Regions from separate parts of the Mus musculus genome. Here regions 1, 2 and 3 are each linked to region 4. A link is a loop called in an ENCODE intact Hi-C map of the cell type or tissue named here. Cell type or tissue: left cerebral cortex. All regions are shown on one strand. Each heading gives the region's core, and the rest is flanking DNA. Links, peaks and the distances in the headings are about the cores only. Region 1 holds the start of Lrfn4 (leucine rich repeat and fibronectin type III domain containing 4). Region 2 has its middle 20 kb from the start of Pcx. Region 3 has its middle 34 kb from the start of Pcx. Region 4 has its middle 12 kb from the start of 2010003K11Rik.

Region 1 (5,618 bases), core at 437-5,436, 110 kb before region 4:
GTCAAAGACTCGGAAGACGTCCATACCATTCTCTTTGGCCACCTCACAGAACCTGGCAGGTGAGAAAAATAGGTGAATTCTTCCTGACTTCCTGTACCTCCTTCTCTAGGTCCTGGCCCCTAGGGAATGAAGTCTGGCTTGGCAGGGGAGTGGGTATTTCAAACTGTGAACAAGGCCTTTTCCAGGACAGCCTGGACCAAGTGACTGGCACTGGCAGAGCCATCCAGCCTGGCTGAGCCTGGAGGACAGTAAGATTCTTAGCAAGGAAGGGTAGCTGAGGAGAACACTTGAGCAGAGAGCCCTCAGGCCCAGTTTCAACCCCAGTTCCGTGCTGTGACTCCTGGGACAAGTCCTCTCTCTCAGTGTTTGCTGCCACAGAGACCCAGAAGCCCTGACGGCTCTGCCTCTGAAATTCTGTTTGGTCCCCAGAGGATACAGCCAAAGACTCTCTGGAGCCCACTGCTGTGGTCTCGGCAGACCCAGGCTTACTTGAAGACCACGTTGTCAGGGTAGTTGGTGTAGCCCACAGCATTGGCCCCCCTCAGTAGCATCTGGAACGGGATGTTCGGGATAAGCTCCCGGAGCTCCTGGAGCCGCCGCCAGGGGCACTCGTACAGGAAGCGCATGGCAACGTCGAACGTGGCGCCTCCCCAGTTCTCCATGCTGAAGAGCTTGTTGAAGTTGTGGGCAACATAGGGCGCAATCTTTTTGAGATCATGTGTGCGCACTCTAGTGGCCAGTAGTGACTGGTGGGCATCCCGGAAGGTTGTGTCCATCAACAGCAGCCCCTGGTGATTCCGCACAGCTCGGGCAAAGCCCTCTGGCCCTTCTCGCAGAAGGATGTCCCTGAAACCAGCTGGAGGTGGGCCTAGGGTAGACAAGAACATCAACGCCTATCTTACGGCAGCCACCTCCCACTGTCCCTTTGCGATGTTAAAAATGGACCTCAACCTACCTATGGGCACCACAGGAACAGCAGGATCCACAGGACTGGGGCTCACATTGACAGGGATTGGAGTGGTAGGGCCATTCACCATGACATGTCCTGGGGAGAAAGTGGGCACTGGGTCAGGGCTGCTCAGAGGAGTCCAGGGCAGCAGTGTGAGTAGTGGGTTCTGGGAAGGAGGCTTTCTCCAGGACACCTGGGCCTCTTGGGTCTAGGCAGTGGAAACCTAATAAGGGACATGTGGACAGAAAGGAGGGTGCAGGACCTTAACAAGGGCAGGGGTACAGGGTGGGAGATAAGAAAAAGTCAGCAGGAAAGAGAAGGGCAGCGCAGGCAGACCGAGGTAATGTAGCAACTTCTGGGCCCGGTTCTGTGCAGGCCGAAGCTGGAACAGCTCAGGGTTCTCATCGATGAACTGGGTGTCCACTGTGCCTGCCAGGAACTGCTGGTTGTTGAGAACATTCTGCAGGAAGGGGATGTTGGTCTGCAAGACAGAGGCGGAGGGGTCACTGGGCAGCTTAAGGGAGGGAATGGGAGACTCGGGTGCTCCTCTGGAGCGCTGAGGCTTCCCCCACCTCACCAGCATTCCGGCAATCCCTGGAGTTGCCAGGGGCTAGACGCACACCCTCCGCCTTTACTCACCCCAGAACATATGCCAATGCCATCCCCTTGTGATTCAGTCCACACACTAAGATCTAACACCTCCCAAGGCCTAGAACCTAGCTCCGGGAGCAGCACACACCACCCTTTAACCCCTGCCAACCACGCTTCTTGAAGCAATTTTCACGAGGCCACCTCCTGCTAATTCCAAAGGCATCCTCCCATCTTCTTGCTAACAGCTCCCACCTAGACACTCTTTCCTGACCTCTTCTTCTACCCTTCCACTTCTCACATGCTATTGTCCTTAGGATATCCTGATCAGGACCTGCTGCTCCTATGACAGTCTCTGTCTCTGGAGCCAAGTGGAACCATCTCTAGTACATCTGCACTCCCCATGGAGCTCAGCAAGCCCTGCATCCCATGCTCCCAGCCTATCTGCCAGATGGATACCTTGCCCTCTACCCTGCCTACCCATCTTTTCCTGTGTGGCTGGGCATGCTGGACCCCTGTCTCATGACCAATCCTGTACTCTTAATCTCTTCTGCTCAATCCACACATTTCCCCCAAGCTGCCTCTACACAGTCACCCTTGCCCACCAGCTTCTGATAGGAAGTCATTAATGATTACAAAGCAGGACCCAGCTATCTGTGTGGGTGTGTGGGCCTTGCATCTGCTCGTCTCCTGGAAACTTGCCCATGCACCCTCCCCTAAAAGGGACCAAAGCATGGCACTTAACTGTAAAGCCATCTGAAGAACTGCATAAGGGTGAGAAGGACCCTCGAAGTCCCCAGCCACCACGCAAATTCCTCCCCTTTGCGACTACTGGACCTCCCACCATTGCCTCTGCTGGGAAGCTCCCTGGCAGTAGGAATGGGGCCAGGAACCACCTGGCTCCCACAACAGGCTACCACATGGCAGATACTAGAATACGTGTATATTTGGAGTGAATGGAAACTCTAGAGAAAGAAAAAGAAGTACTTGCCACCACCTCATATCACAGATGACCAAAGATCCAAATTATTTTTGCAACAGCTGGGGTGTCCCAGCAACAAACCAAGCATTGGCTTCCAGCTGCAAGGACTTAGGCCCCTCAAGCTGCAGGGTTTCCTTAGGTGTGAATGGTACAGGCAATTAACAGCCCTGGGTCTCCATGAGAAAAGCGCTTCTGTAGTTAAGTAACTTGCTCAAGGCTGGGCAGCTGTACCAGGCAGGACTAAAATCCAATCTCTTTCTCCCCTAGTTCCTGCCACCCACGCACTCCTTAGAGTCAGGTATGGAGGGAGGGGAAGAGCAAGATGGGGTCCAGGTAGCCTGGGACGAGAAGATGCCCCGCAGGAGGTGGTAACTTCCTGTCCCAACTAAGTGAAAGCACTCCTGGGAGACAAACACGATACCCAACTTGGTTCTGAGTCCACCTCACATTTTAGACCGTTCGGACTACACTCCCGAGGAGGCGGCCCCTCTGGAAGAGGGAAGGCGGAGCTATGACACGGAGAGGACCACTGACGCACAGCTTCAAACAGCGTGCCACAGCCAGCCTGCTGGGAAACCGCGCAGCACAGACCAATCCAGCCGGAGGCGGAGGCCGGTTGGCTGGGGAGCGCCCGGCAGGGCGGGAGGGAGACCGAGCAGAGAAGGGAGGGGCGCGGTGGGGCGGGGCACGACGCCAGTCCCCTGGCCAAGCCCTCAGGCCCCACCCGCAGAAGCCCTGTTGGGGGCGCCACCCCAGCCCGCACCCCCCCCCCCAAAGGGCCCGGGCCTGTGGGGGATTCTTCACGTGACGCGGTGATGCAGAACGGTTGTGACCTTCAGTGTGTGTCTGCGAACGCGGGGGTCCCAGTAACAGTGCGGGTTTGCACCCGGCCCTGCCCGTGGGTGCGGGGACGTGTGGGTGTGTGGGCATATGTGGGCGTGTTGGGGAGGGTGCCCAGAGACATGTGACAAAGACCCGTCTCTGGGAGATGGTAAAGAGGCCTAGAGCTGGCGCTTTGTCTGGTTGTCTGCAGAGCCGCGGCGCCCGCCTGAGCGGTTGCAGGATGCTTGGGCGCCAGGGTGGCCGAGGGCGCGCGCGTCCGTGCCAGGGTGAGTGCGCTGCGGCAGCGCCGTGGGGCAGAGCGGAGGGTTTGGCTGGGCCTCGGGCGTGACTGGGCGCCACCCGTGGGCGCTGCAGTGGCCGCGTGTCCCCGTGACCTCCCGAGCCCGGCTGGGGCCCGGGTGGATCCCTGTGCCCCTCCCGGTCCACCTTCCACGTGCGTGTTCGCGGCGCGCGCGTCCGCCAGCGCGCACCCGCCTGCCTGTCGCCGCCGCCGCCACCGCGAACGGCGCGGAGAAAAGGTGCCGGGAGCCGAGAGAGCCGGGGCCGAGGGCCCGAGCGCCATGGGCCGGAGGGCGCGCGGCTGGCGGGCCCGGCCTCGCCCCCGCGAGAGAGCGGCCTGGAGTCGGCAGGGGCCGGCTGGGTCCGCGGGGAGGCCAGCCCGCGCCCCCTGAGCGACGGACACCAGGTGAGCCCCCCCTCCCCCGCCCCGACAGGGCTCAGAGGGAGGCCCGCCCGGGGAGGAGCCACAGTCCACGCCAGGGATTTGGGGGACGCCATCCTCAGCCACGAAGAGGAAGGCAGGGAGGGGGGAGGGGGCTGGCCATTCCAGAGGATGCCAGAAGGAAGTTCCCGGACCCTCCCTGCTCTTGGCCCTCCTCCACTTCCTGCCTCAGGCCTCACCTTGTTCCCAGTACCTGGACTCCCTTCAACTGCTTGGGAAATGTGACCTTTACTCTGGGGGGCCCTAGTCTGCAGCCCCAGCCATCTTTTCTCCCTGGGGTCCTCTGTGAGCCTCTTACCCAAACCTTCCCCAGTTCAGACTCTGGAAACTGGTTCCTGGGACTGTGCCCTGGGCACAAGTGGGCACGTGCCCTAGCCCCACCTGTGCCTGGGGCTGCGGCCCTTTCCCACAGGGCACTCACCATGGCCCCGCCGCTCCTATTGCTGCTGCTGGCCAGTGGAGCCGCTGCTTGCCCGCTACCCTGTGTGTGCCAGAACCTGTCGGAGTCACTCAGCACCCTTTGTGCCCACCGAGGCCTGCTGTTTGTGCCACCCAACGTGGACAGGCGCACAGTTGAACTGCGCCTGGCCGACAACTTCATCCAGGCCCTGGGACCACCTGACTTCCGCAACATGACAGGGCTGGTGGACCTAACATTGTCTCGAAATGCCATCACCCGCATTGGGGCTCGCTCCTTTGGGGACCTGGAGAGCCTGCGCTCCTTGCACCTGGATGGCAACAGGCTGGTGGAGCTGGGCAGCAGCAGCCTACGGGGGCCTGTCAACCTCCAGCATCTCATTCTCAGTGGCAATCAACTGGGCCGCATCGCCCCCGGGGCCTTCGACGACTTCCTTGACAGTCTCGAGGACCTGGATGTGTCCTATAACAACCTCCGGCAGGTTCCCTGGGCTGGCATAGGCTCCATGCCTGCCCTGCATACCCTGAACCTGGACCATAACCTCATCGATGCACTACCCCCAGGTGTCTTTGCTCAGCTCAGCCAGCTCTCCCGCCTTGACCTCACCTCCAACCGCCTGGCCACCCTGGCACCTGATCCACTCTTCTCCCGAGGCCGGGATGCTGAGGCCTCACCTTCTCCCCTGGTGCTGAGTTTCAGCGGGAACCCACTGCACTGCAACTGTGAGCTGCTGTGGCTGCGGCGGCTGGCCCGGCCCGATGACCTGGAAACCTGCGCTTCTCCACCAACCCTGGCAGGCCGCTACTTCTGGGCAGTGCCTGAGGGAGAGTTCTCCTGTGAGCCTCCGCTGATTGCCCGGCACACACAGCGCCTGTGGGTGCTAGAGGGCCAGCGGGCCACCCTACGGTGCAGGGCCCTTGGTGACCCTGTACCTACCATGCACTGGGTTGGCCCTGATGACAGGCTGGTTGGCAACTCTTCTCGAGCCTGGGCTTTCCCCAATGGGACCCTAGAGATTGGGGTGACGGGCGCTGGAGATGCAGGAGCCTATACCTGCATTGCCACCAACCCTGCTGGTGAGGCCACAGCCCGAGTGGAGCTCCGGGTACTGGCCTTG
Region 2 (5,618 bases), core at 409-5,408, 63 kb before region 4:
CTAATGGGTAAGATGTCCTTCTGGAAGTTCTAGGCTGAGCTCATAATGACCAACCTGCTTCCCAGCCTGTCTCCATCATCCTTCCACTTCCTGGACCCTGTACAGCTGCCCACCTGCCTCTGCCCTATGTTTTAATCATCATCTCCTTTCCCTCTAGATGGTCCCCATCTGGAACACCCTTTCCTGTTGTATGACTACTATTATGGGTCTGAGTTATGTGTCCCAGTGTTTCTTCCTCCAGAAGTCCTACCATAACTTCAAGAAATAAGGTGGAGTCTTTTGTTGTTGCTGCTGTTTTTTAGAGACAAAAATGTACTGTGTAGTTCACGATGGTCTCATTTTGAGATCCTCCTCCCCACCCCACCCCTCCTGAGTGCCGAGCTTATACACTGTAACTAGCAGATTTTGTTAAAGTTATAGACCATCCAAGGATGGATATAACAGGAGATGTGACAACTGTAACATGACCAAGAAAGACAGAATGTAGGTCAGCTTAATCGATCTCACAGCCTCAAAGGCTGACTATATCCCCACCTCCACCTCAGACTCCATGTTGGCCAGGGAAGAAGCAGATGCTTTGAAACAATGGGTGGAGTGTAAGCTGAACAGTTTGACAACTGCATCCTCCTAATCACCCCCAGAAGAACAGAGCTCACGTTCTGGAGAGGTAGAGCAGGAAGAAACCTCTGAGCCGGATAGGGCACAAGGCATACTGGAAGACTAAAGATCTTGCAAAAGTGGGGCAAGGAATTGGAGATAAGTGACTCTGCATTTTGCCCCTTCCTGCACACCATTCCTAAAATACCTAGAGCATGAGGGGGGGGAAAGATTTCTGGATGTAAGACCCCTCAAACAGCCCACCTCATCACCTAACCTAGAATAAGACCAAATTGAATCCCATTCACTTTGGACTCAGGCAGCTTTTGAATCTCCCACTCCTAAAACATCTAGGCAAGCCAAAATCATTGGGCTGATTTATTCAAAGAAGACAGAAAGAATGTTGCAGGGGGGAAAAAAAGCAATTTAGAGGCAGTAGAATATGCAGGGAGAAGAAAAATCATATCGTTAAAATCCTCAGGGAAATAAGACCATATCCCAAAAACAATGGAACATTATACATGTGTTCTTAAAGAACTACTCAGGGGAAAAGGCGCTAGGAAATTAAAAGTATGTTGGAAACAAACAAAAACATCAATAGAAGGGTTGGGGTGCTAAGGTGAAAGGAAATCTAGAAACTGAAGCAAAAAGACAAAGAAACAGCACATAAGTCAGGGAGGGGATACGATGAGAGGGTCAGTTAGAGATCAAAAAGCTAAATGATATGAGTTTCAGAGAGTGGTGAAAATAAAGAGGAAAAATTAATAATAATTCAAGGAATTCCCAGGGTAGACAGAGAAGGGCTGGTTGGGAGTATCATAAACACACCAATACCAAGATGGACTGACGGGGCAGAACAGTCACAAATCAGAAAGGTTTTGGATTTCGCAGCAGTTTGAGACACTACAAAAGTACAAAGCATAACTTCAAACTTGTCAAAGAAAAATGACTCTCAACCTGAAATGTTTCTGTCCACTTAGCTACAGATCATGTATGAAAATAAAACAACAAAGTAAGTCAGATATGGTAGTGCACACCTGTCTACCCCAGCACTCAGGAGGCTCTGGAGGAAGAAGGATTAAGAAACTGGAGGCATGGTGTAGTGGTGCAGGCCTTTAATCCCAGAACTTGGGAGGCAGAGGCAGGTGGATCTCTGTGAGTTAGAGGCCAGCCTGGTCTACAGAGTTAGTTCCAGGACAGGACAGTCAGAGTTACATAGTGAGTGAGACCCTGTCTTGAAATGTCCCTTTCCCACAAAAAAAAAAAAAAAAGAAAGAAAGAAAGAAAGAAAGAAAGAAAGAAAGAAAGAAACTGGAGGCAGAGGCATGCTTGTCCCAGTACTTGGGAATGCAGAGGCAATCTCTGTAAGTTCTAGGTCAGCCTGGTCACACAGTGAGGTTCTAGGCTACACAGTAAGTCTCCGTCTTCCAGTCTTTCTCAGTCTCTATCTTACATATCCACACACACATGCACGGGGGTTGGGGGAGGATAACTCTAGAGCAAAACCCTGCTACTTAAATAAATAAGTTTAGTAAGACTAGACCTAGCTGGGCCATGGTAGTGCATGCCTTTAATCCTAGTGCTAGGGAGGCAGAAGCAGGCAGATCTCTGTGAATTTGAGCCCAGCCTGGTCTACAGAGTGAGTTCCAAGCCAACCTGGACTACACAGAAAAAGCCTGTCTCGACAAAACCAAACCAAACCAAACCAAACCAAACCTAGGGCTAGTGCTGTGGCTTGAACAGGAATGGCCCCTGTAGACTTACATGCTTGAATGCTTGGCCACAGTGAGTGGCACTGTTACTAGGAGGTGTGACTTTTTGGAGTAGTGTGACTTTGTTGGAGGAAGTGTCACTGTGCTGGTGGGTTTTGAAGTCTCCTATGGACAAGCTCCACCTAGTGTGGAATCCAGTCTCCTTCTATGATCTTAGAATCAAGATGTATAGCTCTTGGTGCCTTCAACACCATGTCTGCCTGCATACTGCCATGCTTCCCGCTGTGATGATAATGGACCATTAAACCTCTGAAACTGTAAGCCAGCCCCAATGAAATGTTTTCCTTTATAAGAGTTGCCATGATCATGGTGTCTCTTCACAGCAATGAAACTCTGAGATAGCTAGCCAAGTTTCCCCAGAAGCTGTCATGGTGGGATCTATTCCTACAAGGGAGCAGTAGGCATTTGTGAGCATGTGCACATGTGTGAAATTCCCTGAAGATGCTTTGCCTCTGATCACTATCACGCAGAGGCTGGAATTACAGGTGGTTGTAAGCTGCCAGAGATGGGGGATAGGAACAGATCTCAGATCCTCTGCAAAAGCAATACACACACTGAACTGCTGAGCCATGTCTCCAGTACCCACGGGTTTTTGTTGTTTTGTTTTGTTTTGAGACAGGGTTTCTCTGTGTAGCCCTGGCTGTCTTAGAACTCACAGCCTGCTTCTGCCTCACAGGTGCTGGGATTAAAAGCATACACCACCACCGCCTGCAATTCTTAAGGTTTTTTTTTTTTTAAATATTTATTTATTTATTTATTTATTTATTATGGATGCAGCATTCTGCCTGCATGTATGCCTGCATGGCCAGAAGAGGGCACCAGACCTCATTATAGATGGCCATGAGCCACCATGTGGTTGCTGGGAATTGAACTCAGGACCCCTGGAAGCAGTCAGTACTCTTAACCTCTGAGCCATCTCTCCAGTCTCCACAATTCTTAAGCTTTTAATCAGTGCATTCTGAGTAATATGAGATTTCTCTTGGTCCTGCTCAGCCTTGGGTAGACTTGAATCATCCCTTGTTCAGCAAATCTATGCTGCATCTGTTACCCACCTGCTATCACTTGGAGTCTAAATTACCAAAAACTGTTCTAGTAACAGAGCACTTTTGTTCAGGCAACTGTCATTTACTTACCAATGGTCCCAAGTGCAAGAGCAGCAGGGCTCCATAATATGCTTCCTTTAAGTGATAGTTTTTGACTTAATAAGAAAAGGAAAAAAAACCATAGGCTAAGACTGCTAAGATCTTCAGCAAGAACGATTTTATGTGTTGTCAAGTGGTGGTGGCACAGGCCTTTAATCCCAGCGCTCCGAGGCAGAGGCAGGTGGATCTCTGTAAGTTACGGCCAGCCTGGTTTATAGATTGAGTTCCAAGACAGCCAGGGATACAAAAGAAACCTTGTCTTGAAAAACAAACAAACAAAAAAGGATTTGTGAAACAATGAAGAAGAAAAATAAATTAAATTAAAATAAATAGTTTTGTTGCTATACCTCAAACTGCAAAATATCTGCACCACGAGTACCAGAGTAAGTACCTTGTTCATGCCACCACTAGGTCCGCGTCATCTCAGAGCAGCACTGCAAGTGCGAGGACAAGAGCTTTTGAAAATCGGGGCAGGAATGTGGTGTGCGTGTGCGTGTGCGTGTGTGTGTGTGTGTGTGTGTGTGTGTGTGTGTGACTTCCAGCACTTTGAAGGCAGAAGCAAGAGGGCTGGAGTTTTAGGCCAGCTTGGACTATATGGTGAGGCTTTATCTCAAAACAACCACCACCACTAAAAGAGCAAAACCAAAATATTTTGAGGAAGTTTTATTATAACAAATATTGTTGATTTATGCCGACCTGATTTATTCAAAGGTAGTGTATAGGTAAGAGTTTGAAACTATGAGGACTCAGGCGTCCTGGACCCTCGCTGAAGGATAAAGGGTCTGCTGTCCTCCCACATGCACACACACACACACACACACACACACACATCTGCCTCATCTTTGTCATGTAAATGTGGTATACACAACTAGCTCCAGGAGCACAGCAAAAGAACTAATTTCCTGCCTACTCTATGCCAGGCACCTTTTAGCTCACTGAATTTTCCCCATAATCTCACAGGGATATAATCAATCAACCCAAATTTTACTGATAAGAAAAATGAGGCTCCTCAAGACCCACGTGAAGTAGCAAACTCCAGAATTATTACTGCCATTCAATTTCAGAACCCCAGTTTTCCCACCCAAGGAACCTGGCCTGGTGCCTGCTCATAGTGTGGGTTCCAAACATACTTAATTGAACCAAAATAAAATTGAATTGGAATGCAAATGTTCTCCTGGAGCCAGGATCTTCCCATGCTATAAGATCTAGAAAAAGGCCTGTGAGCCAGGGCAGTGGCTAAAGCTAACAAGGAAGTGAACTAAGAATCAGTTAGTTCCCTATTGTACCCAGGAGCCTCTAAAAGAGTAGGAAGTGCTCTTAACAGCTGAACTCTCTCCAGCTGGGAATAAAAAGGCCCAGCTTTTTTATGTGGGTTCTGCTCCTCAAACTCTGGCCCTTATTCTTATACAATAAGTACTTTACTAATTGAGACAGGGTTTCACTACGTAACTATGGCTGTCCCAGAACTCACTACATAGATGAAGCTGGCCTCAGACTCAGAGATCCACCTTCCCCTAGCTCCCAAATACTGGAAGTAAAGGCATGTGCCACCAAGCACACCTAGCCCTTTATATTCGAAATATTGCAAATTTTTAGTAAACTTTAAGTTTTTTCCATGTTGACTTCAGAACTTCAAAAAAATGTATTAAAACTCTGAATATATTAAAAGCATAAGATTAATACATATTATATATTATATATAATAGTATATCCAATAGTGAGAATGCTGGTTCATACCATAATTTGCTTGTTTTGTTTTGTTGAGACAGGGTATTGATAATGTAGTTCTGGCTATCCAGGAGCTTGCTGGCCTCAAACTCAGAGATCCGCCTACCTCTGCCTCTGAGTGCTGGGACTAAAGGTGTGTGCCACCTTGACCCAGCAGTCGTTCTTTAATCTTTTAAAAGCTTAAAAGCTTTAAAAGTCACTGTTTTTCCTAGTGACTGCACCAGTTTACATTCTCATCACAATGTGCAGGACCCCCTCTCCCCACACTCTTTATCAACACTTACTGGGTCTCAGGTAGTTCAGGCTAGCCTTGGACTGATCCTTCCCAGGACTACAGGCACGTTGCGACATGGTCCGCTTCACGTGCCCCTTTGGTAAC
Region 3 (5,618 bases), core at 354-5,353, 50 kb before region 4:
TATTGTTACAAAGTGACTGAACTCTGAGAACAACCTATGTGAAAGAAGCCAGATACAAAAAGGTATAAGTAATACAATTCATTTAAAACAGTGAAGTCCAGGGACACAGAGCACATAACTGCTGTCAGGAGCTGGGAAGAGAGATGAACAGGGAGGAACTGCAACTGCTAATGGGCACAAGGTCTCCTTGTAGGGTGATGGGAATATTCTAGAATTAGATAGTGAAGATGGTTATTCAACCTTGTAAATGTACTAAAAAAACCATTGAATTTCAAACTACTGAATTACACACTGTTAAAGGGATGAATTTTGCCAGTTAGGCCTGTAATAACAGCATTTTAGAATACAGAGATGAGGGGAGGCAAGTTCAAGTCTCAAAACAAAGGGTAGAAGAAAAATTCTAGCCAGTCACAGTGGTATGTGCCTAAAGTCCCTGCAGCTTGGAAGATCGAGACAGGGTGACCACTTGAGCTCTTGAGTTCAAGATCAGCCGGACCTACATAATGAGTCTTGTGTCAGAAGCGGGTGGGGTTGGGGCTGTGGAGGTAACTCATGCCTATAAGCCCACAGCTCAGGAGGTTGGGGCAGGGAAAGTGCCTGAGCTTCATAGTAAGCTCCAGGTCAGTTTGCTATGCAGAGTGAGGCCTTGTCTCAAAAACAGACAGCTAAGACTAAATGCACATTCCCCGGTCAACCCTAATTCTAACCCAGTCTCAAAAACAAGTCAGTAAAGTGATGATTGCAGAGAAAAGACCTGAGTCAACTCTTGTCACGCACATATGGAGAAGCTGTATGAAGCAGAGTGCATCTGTAACCAGCCCTAGGGAAGCAGAAATGGCAGGATCCCTGAGTCTTCCTAGCAGCCAGTCTAGCACATTGGTACAGCCTAAGATCAGAGATCTTGTCTCAAAAATAAGATAGAAGCCAGGCGTGGTGGCGCACGCCTTTAATTCCAGCACTCGGGTGGCAGAGGCAGGCGGATTTCTGAGTTCAAGGCCAGCCTGGTCTACAGAGTGAGTTCCAGGACAGCCAGGGCTATTCAGAGAAACCCTGTCTCTAAAAACAAAAAACAAAAACAAAAACAAAAAACAAAAAAAAACCACCCCCAAAATAAGATGGAAAACAACCAATATCAGAACACTATACATAACACACACAAGCACGGATGTACACACAGTACATTTTATATGAATACATATCAGTAAAGCTGTATTTAAAAAAAAATGTTAGGGCTTCAGTTTAGTTCTGTGTTATAGCACTCATGAAGCATGCATGAGGTCCTGGGTTATACCTCCAACACTACAAAAAATTTACCCAAATTCATTTTTTGTTTTTTTTTTTAAGTTAGCAACTTTTTAATGAAGACTGGACACCTACTTAACTTGTATGAAGTCCAGGGTTCAATCCTTTTTTTGTTTGTTTGTTTGTTGTTTTGGTTTTTCGAGACAGGGTTTCTCTGTGTAGCCCTGGCTGTCCTGGAACTCACTCTGTAGACCAGGCTGGCCTCGAACTCAGAAATCTGCCTGCCTCTGCCTCCCGAGTGCTAGGATTAAAGGCGTGCGCCCGGTGTACCAGGGTTCAATCCTCAGCACCTATCACATATGTTCTTATGGTTTAATCTACTGTGATGTTAATCATGAGGAAGACTGAGACTTGCTCAGACATGTAGTTGCAAAAGGAAGAAAATATTTTAATAACCTCTAGATGACTGGGGCTACTCCCCTTGACATTATATCCGAACTCAATAGACAAGCAGTTCTCTGTGACAGGAAATCTCAAACCTCATGAACTTTTCCTACTCTGTGACTTTAAAATTCACTGGCCTTTCTCAATGTATAAATGGGTTTTTTGACCAACATGATTTTGTAATCTCCTGTGCTGGTCATCTGGAAAATACTGGCTCCTTGCATTACAGTGTTCTTCTGGAGAGGAGCATGGCACAGACTGAAATGAATTAATAAAACACCACCGGTATAATATCATCACCAAGGTCAATGTTGTTGGAAAGGCCTTTCAGTATTTTAAAAGTACCCAGCCCAGGACAAACTCTAATTTGTTCTTTCAAGCTCTAATTTCACCAAGGCTATATGAATTGTTAGCTATTTACTTTGAAGCAACAGATTCATCAATGTTCATTTTTTTTGGGGGGGGGGGTGGAGTTCAGAAAGCACTCAAATCTGTGTATCTATAGTCTTGACCACAGTTTCACATCAGTGCATTCTGAAAACCCATCAAGTTCAACATGCAACTCATACAACTGAGCAAGAGCTTTTCCTACAACCCCCACAGCTGGTAAGTAAAGTGCTTAGTTCCCACTTCATCACACAGAACGGTAAGAACATGTGCCCAAGCACAGCACATTAGTGTTGAGTAAATAAATCTGCTTCATTAAGGTCAGCGTTAAATGAAGTGGAGGGCAAGGGCCTGGGATGGTGCTCATTCCTGGAAAGATGTTGCCAGTTTTGTCTCTAATTTAGCCCTAAGTTAACATCATTGGTGAAAAGAAAAGTAATCTGTTAGTACTGTTAGGAAAATTGTTCTGCTCTGAAGACTACCTTGGACTGGGTTTAAGGACCTGCAAGTGCCTGGGGAGCCCTCTAAGAACCGCTGGGTGAGGACAGCACGCCCTCCCAGATTGAAGGCAGTGGGATAATAAAGCAAACAGCCACGCCTGCTGTGTGACTTATGAAGAGCCATGAGCAGATGTGACTCTCCCAGACAGGTGGGAGCTGACCTGTGTCTGCAGGACGGGTGGCCTCCAAATACAGAGCTGGCTGAACAGGCTCCTTCCTCATTGCCAAACCCAACAACACAATTCCTACTCCCCGGCCTTGCACCACCTTTCCCTTCCTTTGACCTCCAACTAGAGGACCAGTATAGAGAGTGGATGGCTAGGGAGAGAGGGTGGGAGGACAGCGAGGGAAGGGAAGCACAACCCACATCTCCTGCCTTTGCCCCAGGACCCACCATCCCCTTCCTGAAGATACTTCTCTCACCTAGACCCAAGTAAGCTCCAGGCACTTCATAGGGAAGGTGCCTTTTTTGACCCTAAAATGGGCCCTACTCAGAAGTCACAAACATAAGACCCCTCGCTGGCTCTCAAAGCACTGTACCCCCATAACAAACAGCAAGCAGCATGAGGGCTGCTGGGAATGGATTTTTTATTTTCGATGAGACTGTAACACCAGCGCCCACAGCCACAGTAAAGCCACTTGGCTAGAGCTGAAGAAGGAAAACAAAGTGCCATTCAGGGCCCAGGGACAAACAATAGGCCCTTATCCTCTCTTCTGGTCCAGGCCCAGAGCTGCTAAGCAGAACTAGAAGGCACAATGGGCAGCCCCTGGGCAGGGTACCCCTTAGATGTGTGTGGTCCCAGACAAACTTTGTGTGTGTGTATGTGTGTGTGTGTGTGTGTGTGTGTGTGATCTGTATACATGAAGGACTTGAACCATTAAGTATTACTCTGCTAGTACCATTCTGATAGCCCAGTGACACAGGTCCATATAGGAAATGTCACAACTGCCTCCTGGGACTGGGCTTAGACATAGACCAAAATAATTACATGGGACAGCTGGCTATCCTTGCCCAGGGATACAACTCAAGAGCATCCCAAAGGGTTAATGTGTGCCAAAAGGGCACAAGATGGGAACTGTGAGCATTTGGAGGAAGGAACTCCAAAGTGTTCCTTGAGGTGTGGCCGGGGCCAGAAGCCACTCTTGAGCAAACAGTGGTACTTCTAAAAATATAATCACAATCATGGGTTTGAAAGGTTTGTCCTCAAAAAATGGGTGAGGAATTAGAAGTCTAAACACTTCCTGTTTCCCATCTCTGGGGCGATCAAGCCACCTTGGAAACAGTAAACAGTGAGTCCCTGGGTCTTCACACTCCCTCCTATTGGCTACAGGATACGTTGAGTGTAGCACCTTACTGGGCCAGCCCCTCAGTGAGGCCCAGAGGTGAGGTACCAAAAAAGGAGAGCAAAGAAAGCCTTTACTGAGAGGCTAGGATCAGGCAGTATGAATTGAGAACAAACCCAGATGACTCCCAGATTGGTAACCTCTGCTGAAGCACTGAATTCAACTCTAAACATGCTCTGTCCCCTAGGGGCCAATTCTGCCACCCATACCAGAGCTGGTTAAAGGTAATGCCTGCAAAACCCTAGGCTGGGCTAATGAGAAGAGGCTCACCAGATCATCAGACAGCACCAATCATGAGCCTAGCAGGGCAGCAGGGGGCTGCTCCCGCTCCTCTTTCACTCTCCACTTGATGACAGGGAGAGACAATTCTGAGTTTGAAATGTGCCTAAGGTTCAAGTATCCTGCCAAACTGCCAGTCAGAAGCTGCCAGCTGCAGGAGACAGATAGCTACAGGGGAGGGAGGATCCCCTAGAGGCCCCCATGGGCTTGGGGCGTGCTCCTGAGCGCTGTGCTTTTCCTCCACAGTATGATCACAGCATTAACTGCACAGGCTCTGGCCTTCTGCTGGCTTCTTTGATGACAGGAGATGTCAGGGCCTTCTTTTCCCTACTGTGTTCCCAGCAGGTATCTGAGACTTACTCCTTCAGCTACAGAGCAGTACCCAAAGCCAGGTCTATAGTACAGCACTCCATGCCAGGCAGCTACACAGAAACTAAGGGTGTGGAGTGATGCAGCCCCACCCACAAAGGGCTATGCTGGTGGCCTTCCCTCAGAGGAACTCTGGGGAAATGGGCCAGGGATCTCAGGAGGCAGGATGCCAGGCTCCAAGGTTCCCACTACACATCCCAAAGTCTCGTGCTAAAAGGAGGAGAGAGGGTATCCGGGCAGCAATCCCAGCTCTGACAAGCATGCACTGGTGGGTGATGCCTGGTTCCAGCCCAAGGCCCCACTTTGGTTCTGTCTCCTCTCTTAGTCCAGGCGCCAGCAATTGCTCGAATCTTCCTGCTCTTCAAGCTAAGTACTCTCTACCCTGACTCGAACTCCCTCAAAGCTCTCCACAGTCCCCGTCCTGTCCTTCTGCCCCCTCATCCCCAGTAAACAAGCTCAGCAACTCGCATTTCTTTAGCCCCAGGGTCTGCTGGAACACACACTACTGTTGGCAGGACTTGGCAAAAAAACAAAACAAAAAAAAAAATGCCCTTTGTGCAGGGGCAGGTTCTCTTTCCTGGCTCTCCTGTCCATTCCAACTGGGTAAATAGTTATGGAAATAAACCCAATGGGAGAATAAGATGGAACCACAGAAAGTGTACGGTGGACTTAGCCCTTTGTAACTTCCAGTAAACCATTACTGGAAAACTCATAGTCCCCTCAGGAATGTATGTGGAAAAGCTCTGCTTAGGAGAAGGAGCTCTGCAAATCAGCATAAGCTTCTGGGGGGGGGGGGGAGCCTTCTCCTTTTCCTACCTAAAATAAAGGAATTGATAAGCTAAGAAAAAAAGTATGGGATTCTAGAACTAAGCTCCAAGGAAGACTAGGCCAGTCCAGGGCACCCTAATTCTGGTGTACAGTGAAAGAAGCTGCTGTCTACTGTCACTGGGCTTTGCCTCAAACTTTGGTTCAGGACACCAATCTTTAAATTGTATATCCACTGCCCTGGTTGCCGTTAGAAAGGAAAGGTCTGGAAATCTCCTGGCACTTTCA
Region 4 (5,618 bases), core at 461-5,460:
CACGGCCATTGCCCCAGACTGACTTCTTTCTGTCTCCCCCAGCTTCTGCCCTACTAGCCTCACTGGTTTTCACCCTGAGCTTTTCAAATTTATCCAAACATTTATTAAGCACTATCTTGTTCCCATGACAGTGTTAGGGACACAAATGATGATAATGTGGAATTTGGGAGGACATGCACCCAGCACACAGCATTTGGGATAGTGCAAGAGAAAAGCAGGAGGGAACTGGGTGTGCACCTATACCAGAGCTTGTGAAGTAGAGGCAGAAGGATGAGAGCTGAAGGTCAGCCTCAGTTACATAAAAACTCTTCTTTAAAAAAATGGGCTGGAGAGATGGCTCAGCAGTTAAAAGAACTGACTGCTCTTCCAGAGATCCTGAGTTCAATTCCCAGCAGCCACATGGTGGCTCTCAACCATCTGATGCCCTGAGGACTACGACAGTGTACTCACATACATAAAAAATAGACAAAATTAAAAAAAAATCTCTGCATGGTGGCACATGTCTTTCTTCTTCTTCTTCTTCTTCTTCTTCTTCTTCTTCTTCTTCTTGGAAAAGCAATGTTTTTTTCTTTTTTTAATTCTTGGAGATTATAATTACATTTCTCCCATTTCCTCCCTCCAAACCTTTTCATATGCCCTTCCCAGACTTCTTCAAATTCAAGGCCTCTTTTTTCATATAGATAGATTAGATATAGGTAGATATTCCTAACTATAGCCTCCTCCATCCACATTATGTTGCTTGTATGTATGTTTCCAGGGATGATAGATATAGGTAGATATTCCTAACTATAGCCTCCTCCATCCACATTATGTTGCTTGTATGTACGTTTCCAGGGATGATCATTTAGCATTGAAAAACCAATTGGTGTGCTCTTCCCTGGGGACGACTCCTTCTCCCACTGCCAGCTTTCCTGAGCTACCTATAATTCTCTGTGCAGGGTTGGAGCCTTGTGGATCCCCCTATCCCCATTTAGTTTAGTATGTCCATTGGTGTCACTCTTGATCAAATCACATTTAGACACCCATGTTGGTGAGATTTTATAGGTACAGCTTCTAACATTAATTATAAGGAGACACAATCTTGTAGCAAACTCCCTGATCCTCTGGCTCTTAAAATCTTTCCATCCCCTCTTCTACAATGTTCCCAGAGCCTTAGGTGCAGGAGTGTTTTGTAGTATGTAGCCATTAGGGTTGGGTGTCAAGTGCCTTTAATCTTAGCACTCAGGAGACAGAGGCAAGTGGATCTGAGTTCGAGGCCAGCCTGGTCTACAGAGTGAGTTCTAGAACAGCCAGGGCTACACAGAGAAACCCTGTCTAGAAAAACAAAAATTAATAAAATAAATAAATAAAGACTTAGAGATGTAACTGTTGGCATGTGGTTGTAACCCCAGCACTTGAGAGAGACAGGCAGGGGGGACAGGGGGGGGATCATGAGCTCAAAGGCAGCCTGGGCTACACTGCAAGATCTTGTCTCCAAAAATGAAGAGTTTGAGAGTTAACAGTGAAGAATAGTCAAACAACAAGCTTTAGCTGTAAGCAGGTGGAAGGCTCAGCATGTCCACCCCCAACAGGAGCAGAGCATTTGCATCATATACAGGGAAAGGGTGACAAGCAGGAGGCTGGAGCCAGGATTGCTGGAGGCAGTGGGTGAGGGAGCAACGGGGAAGGCAAAGACTGGGGCTCTAGCTGTGATCTAGGGACTGAGTCTATCTAGCTGGCTCTTCGGACTTCAGTTTTCTCAGATGGAGATCGGGAGTAATTAGCCTGGATGACCCGTTTCATAAAATGAAGAGACCTTCAGATTTTTAAGAATTTCAAACCTGCCAGAGACCTAGAAATCTTATTTGATTCCAAAGCTTGTGACAGGAGAAAAGAGCCCTGCAAAGGTAAAGCAACTCCCTCAAAGTACACAGGGCAGTCACTCTGGGAGGAATCTGCACGCACAAGTCCTCAAAGCCAGGGCTTCGCGATTGCCCAGAAGGGCACTTCCCAAACGCACTTCAGACTTCGTATACGCTGTAGAAATAACGGGCAGTGTCCGGGCACAACTCCTGAGGGATTTTGGGCGGATGGATCACTGAATCTTGGGAGGCTCAGAATCCCTTCCACACCTGAACCAAAGTGGAACCCAGGGGCTCCTAGGAGCTTCCCCCTGAAGATGTGGTATAAACATCAAGAACAAGAAAAAGTCTCTCTCAACGCTCCCGGCATGGATTTCATATGCAGTATGATGGGGCTACTGTGAGCGCCCCATTCTGACAGACTGGAGTACGAGCCCTCACGGGAAGCTGGCGCGAAGCACTTTAGGGCTTGAAGCGTCAGTTTCTCTATCTCGAAAATGGGCCCGCAAGAGCAGGATTAAGGCCAATGTGGGCCGCCAGAGGGGTGGAACGAGTTGCCTGCGCCTGAAGGATGCTCCGGCAGCCAGGGGCTCCTGGGAGCCCAGAGCAAAGGAGGGGGGCGGGTCCGTGCCTCCCGGGTGCCCGAGGGGATTGGGGGGAGGGACTGTGCACGTCCTGTCGCGCCGCGTCGTGCAATGCCGGCAGCCGTCTCCCCGACACTCGCGGAACCCACGTCGCCTTGGCGCGCGCCACCCTTACATAAGCGTCCCCGGCGCCGGTGCCGGTGCACTTCCACCCGCAGCGACTTGCACCAGGAAGAGTAAGGTGCAGAGCGCCGCGGACACTCACCTCCGCCCTGCCGCCTCTAGCCGTGGCCGCCGCCTCTGACGGCCCCTGCCTCCACTGACAGGGAACAGCTGCGGTCTCCGCGCAACCAAACTTGCTGCAGCCCTGGCTCCGCCCGTAAGACTTTCCATTGGTGGAGACAGCCCAACCCCTCCAAAGATTGGATGACTGGCCCTATCATTCACCGCTCCCCCTTTCAGGACTCCTCCCTGCACCCACCTACCCCTCGCGTTTAAGCCTTGGCGCCTCACGTCGACTCCGCCCCTCGCGTCCCCAGAAGACCTTGTGATTGGTGAAGAGGCGGGAAGAGCCCACCCCCTACGCGCCGCCGCCTACTCTCTTTTCTTGAAAGCCTCACGTGGGCCGTCTGGCGCGGCCAGGGCCCGCAATAGGCGGAAGTGGTCCGGCTGGAAGCTCATCCTGATTGGCTGACGGCGGGGGTGGGGACGTGCAATTCATTCACTCGGGTAGCACGTGTCTCTTAAAACCGCAACCATAACAGATGCACGGGGGTTGGAACAGCGCTGCCAGACGCACGTACTCTTTAGCAGATACAGAAGAGGTCGCAGGAGAAGCGTTAGCTAAGGACACGAGGAAGCAGAGAGCGCCGGTACCACCTGGGGTCTGTGTCTGCGTCCTGTAGAAGCTGCGTGTATGGAGGTGGTGGTCAGGAGCCCGCCTCTGTGTGACCTTGGAGCAGCAGCTTCACGTCTCTGAGCTCAGGTTCCTGATCGGCAAAGCTGGGCCGCTCGGAACCTTAAAGGTTTTCTTTCTAGAAGGTTCAGTGTAGCTAATGAAAGTCACCCAAGCAACTCCAAAGTCCTGCCTTCCAGTGATAGGAGACCAGACAGTAAATAAACTTAGTCCATCATCATTGATCAGGCCAAGAAGAGAAAAATAGACCATTTCCTGACAGGACAATCAGGAATTATGAGAACATCGCGTTAAACAATAATTGCTTACTAACTCCGACTCTACTGTGTAGATCTTGCCAGGGGGCTGCTGGGCAAAGTGGCACAGGTATGTCACACTAGTATTTAGAAGACTGAGTGAGGTAGGAGGATTTCAAGTTCAAGGTGGGCCTCTGCAGTATGGCTTCTCTCTCTCTCTCTCTCTTTTTTAAAGAGAGAAAAAAAAGGCAATTCCAACTTCTGGTCCCCCCTTTATCTGTCAGAACCCCTACCTTGCATGAATCTAATACAGATGGATTTATATTCCAATTTTCCAGATTCATATATTACTTTTAAACACTAAGTATGTGTTTGGTGTTATACTAGGAAGAGTGGTGAACAAGACCTAGTGTCAGCCATTGTATCAAAGACTTCATATGCCTAACAACAATGACACACAAAAAAAGCCAGGCATAACGCCACAAAACTCTAATCCCAGCACTTGGCTGGAGGATCAAGATGTGGGTTGGGTTTTTTTGGTTGGTTGAATTTTGCTTGTTTGAGACAACAAAGTCTTCCTATGTCTTGCCTGGCCTGGAACTCACTGTGCAATTCAGGCTGGCCTGGAACTTCTAGATTCAAGTGCCTCTGTCTCCTGAGTGCTGGATTAAAGGCATATGCCACCACACTCAACTGAGGAGCAGGAGTTTTAGGCCTGCCTGGGCTACATAAGAACTTGTTTCAAAAAAAAATATATATATATCATTATTTATCTATGGGCATGTCTGTGTATAAGGGCAGAGGTGTGTCAGTTCACCTGGAGTTGGAGTTAAGTCAGAAAAAGAGTTTAAACTATGTGACCTTGGGCAAAGGCCTCTACCTCTCTAACTGGCTTTCCACATGAGAAGAGATTACAGGAAATGAGTCTGTCAACTATTGATCCTGTTTACTCTTCGAGTACAGGAATACCTGTGATTTCCCACGTCCTGTCTATAGTTAACTTTCCTCTACTATGTAGGTGTAAGACATGGAGCATGGCGTCCTTCAGAAAGGTTTGGCTGGCCATGGTCTTTGAGTGAGATGGTGTGACTTGATCCTTCTTGGTTCCTGTAAGCACTGAGTTCTGAGCAGAGGACATGAGGTTGCCTGAAGGTACACATGACTTCTACACCCACCCCAAATGACTCAGACATGAACAAAGAAACTGATGGAGGCAGAACCAAAGAGTGAGAGGACAGTTGTGAGCAGGGAACTGTAGGCTCTGAGCAGCACAGAGTGAGGGGACAGTAGTGAGCAGGGAACTATAGGCTCTGAGCAGCACAGAGTGAGGGGACAGTTGTGAGCAGGGAACTGTAGGCTCTGAGCAGCACAGAGTGAGGGGACAGTTGTGAGCAGGGAACTGTAGGCTCTGAGCAGCAGCTGTAGCACCTACTTTATGGAGCCCAGGTCTGCCCAGGCTTTCGTGTCTGTGATGACTTTTCCTGGCAGGGTTGGGGATGGCTCCCATTCCAGGCCCCGTCGGCCCAGTGACCAAGCTGCCTGACCTAAAGCTGGGGTGAGAAGCTTTAGCAGGGTTGGAAACTGCTTCTCAGCCTGGGCTCAGTACCACTCATGGCAAGGTCTTGGGTAGGAAGCTCTGCCTTATACGTGTCACTGGAAGTCAGAAACAGCTGTAGCCTCCCAAGCCACCCAAGCCTATCCCTGGGGACTGAGGGGACTGAGGGCCCTGCATTTCCACTCTGGTTTAGGAAACTCGCCAGATGGGTCTGCCTCCACACTGAGAGGCCTCTGAAGTATTTCCCAGGCTTCTGTAGTGATAAACTTCCTGGTACGCTAAAAACAAAACCAACCTGATTTCTGGGCTCACACCCACTCTTAAAGATTATGTGTCAGGAAGTCTGGGGTGGAGTTCAGAAATTTTTTTATTGATTTTTTTTTTTTTTTTTTTTTTTTTACTGATAATTGAAATCTTGGGGAACTTGGCTAGAATCCTAGGAAATTTCAACAGAAGGTGAGACCAGACAAAAGGGCAGACCCTGGC

Evidence for each region. A loop is a pair of places that touch in the nucleus more often than their neighbours do. Peaks named below come from ENCODE experiments on the same cell type or tissue, not always from the same donor. Only the 100,000 strongest peaks of a DNase experiment are listed, where the experiment ranks them.
Region 1: a loop joins it to region 4, with 7 times the contacts of the local background. A loop is called at or near these places in 6 of 42 quality-filtered maps.
Region 2: a loop joins it to region 4, with 1.9 times the contacts of the local background. A loop is called at or near these places in 4 of 42 quality-filtered maps.
Region 3: a loop joins it to region 4, with 1.8 times the contacts of the local background. A loop is called at or near these places in 4 of 42 quality-filtered maps.

The regions. Positions count from the first base shown.
Region 1 is chr19:4,613,392-4,619,009 of GRCm38, reverse strand. Pcx (pyruvate carboxylase) reads right to left here. Exons shown (of 20, transcript NM_008797.3): 11 at 1,286-1,430; 12 at 956-1,045; 13 at 490-868; 14 at 1-52. Lrfn4 (leucine rich repeat and fibronectin type III domain containing 4) reads left to right here and starts at 3,343. Exons shown (of 3, transcript NM_153388.4): 1 at 3,343-4,047; 2 at 4,496-5,618. The coding sequence starts at 4,506. In left cerebral cortex, for the core only: CTCF peaks have their summits at 601 and 3,253 (motif pointing right); DNase peaks (open chromatin) are centred at 3,781, 4,092, 4,613, 4,920 and 3 more places; H3K4me3 peaks cover 2,256 bases; H3K27ac peaks cover 2,047 bases.
Region 2 is chr19:4,571,010-4,576,627 of GRCm38, reverse strand. It overlaps a transcript of Pcx not described here. Among named protein-coding and RNA genes, the nearest start is that of Pcx, 20 kb to the left of the region's middle. In left cerebral cortex, for the core only: a CTCF peak has its summit at 3,181 (motif pointing right); no DNase peak of the experiment used is centred there.
Region 3 is chr19:4,557,479-4,563,096 of GRCm38, reverse strand. It overlaps a transcript of Pcx not described here. Among named protein-coding and RNA genes, the nearest start is that of Pcx, 34 kb to the left of the region's middle. In left cerebral cortex, for the core only: no CTCF peak of the experiment used is centred there; DNase peaks (open chromatin) are centred at 3,275 and 4,761; H3K27ac peaks cover 2,279 bases.
Region 4 is chr19:4,507,654-4,513,271 of GRCm38, reverse strand. It overlaps a transcript of Pcx not described here. Among named protein-coding and RNA genes, the nearest start is that of 2010003K11Rik, 12 kb to the right of the region's middle. In left cerebral cortex, for the core only: no CTCF peak of the experiment used is centred there; a DNase peak (open chromatin) is centred at 2,978; H3K4me3 peaks cover 1,850 bases; H3K27ac peaks cover 771 bases.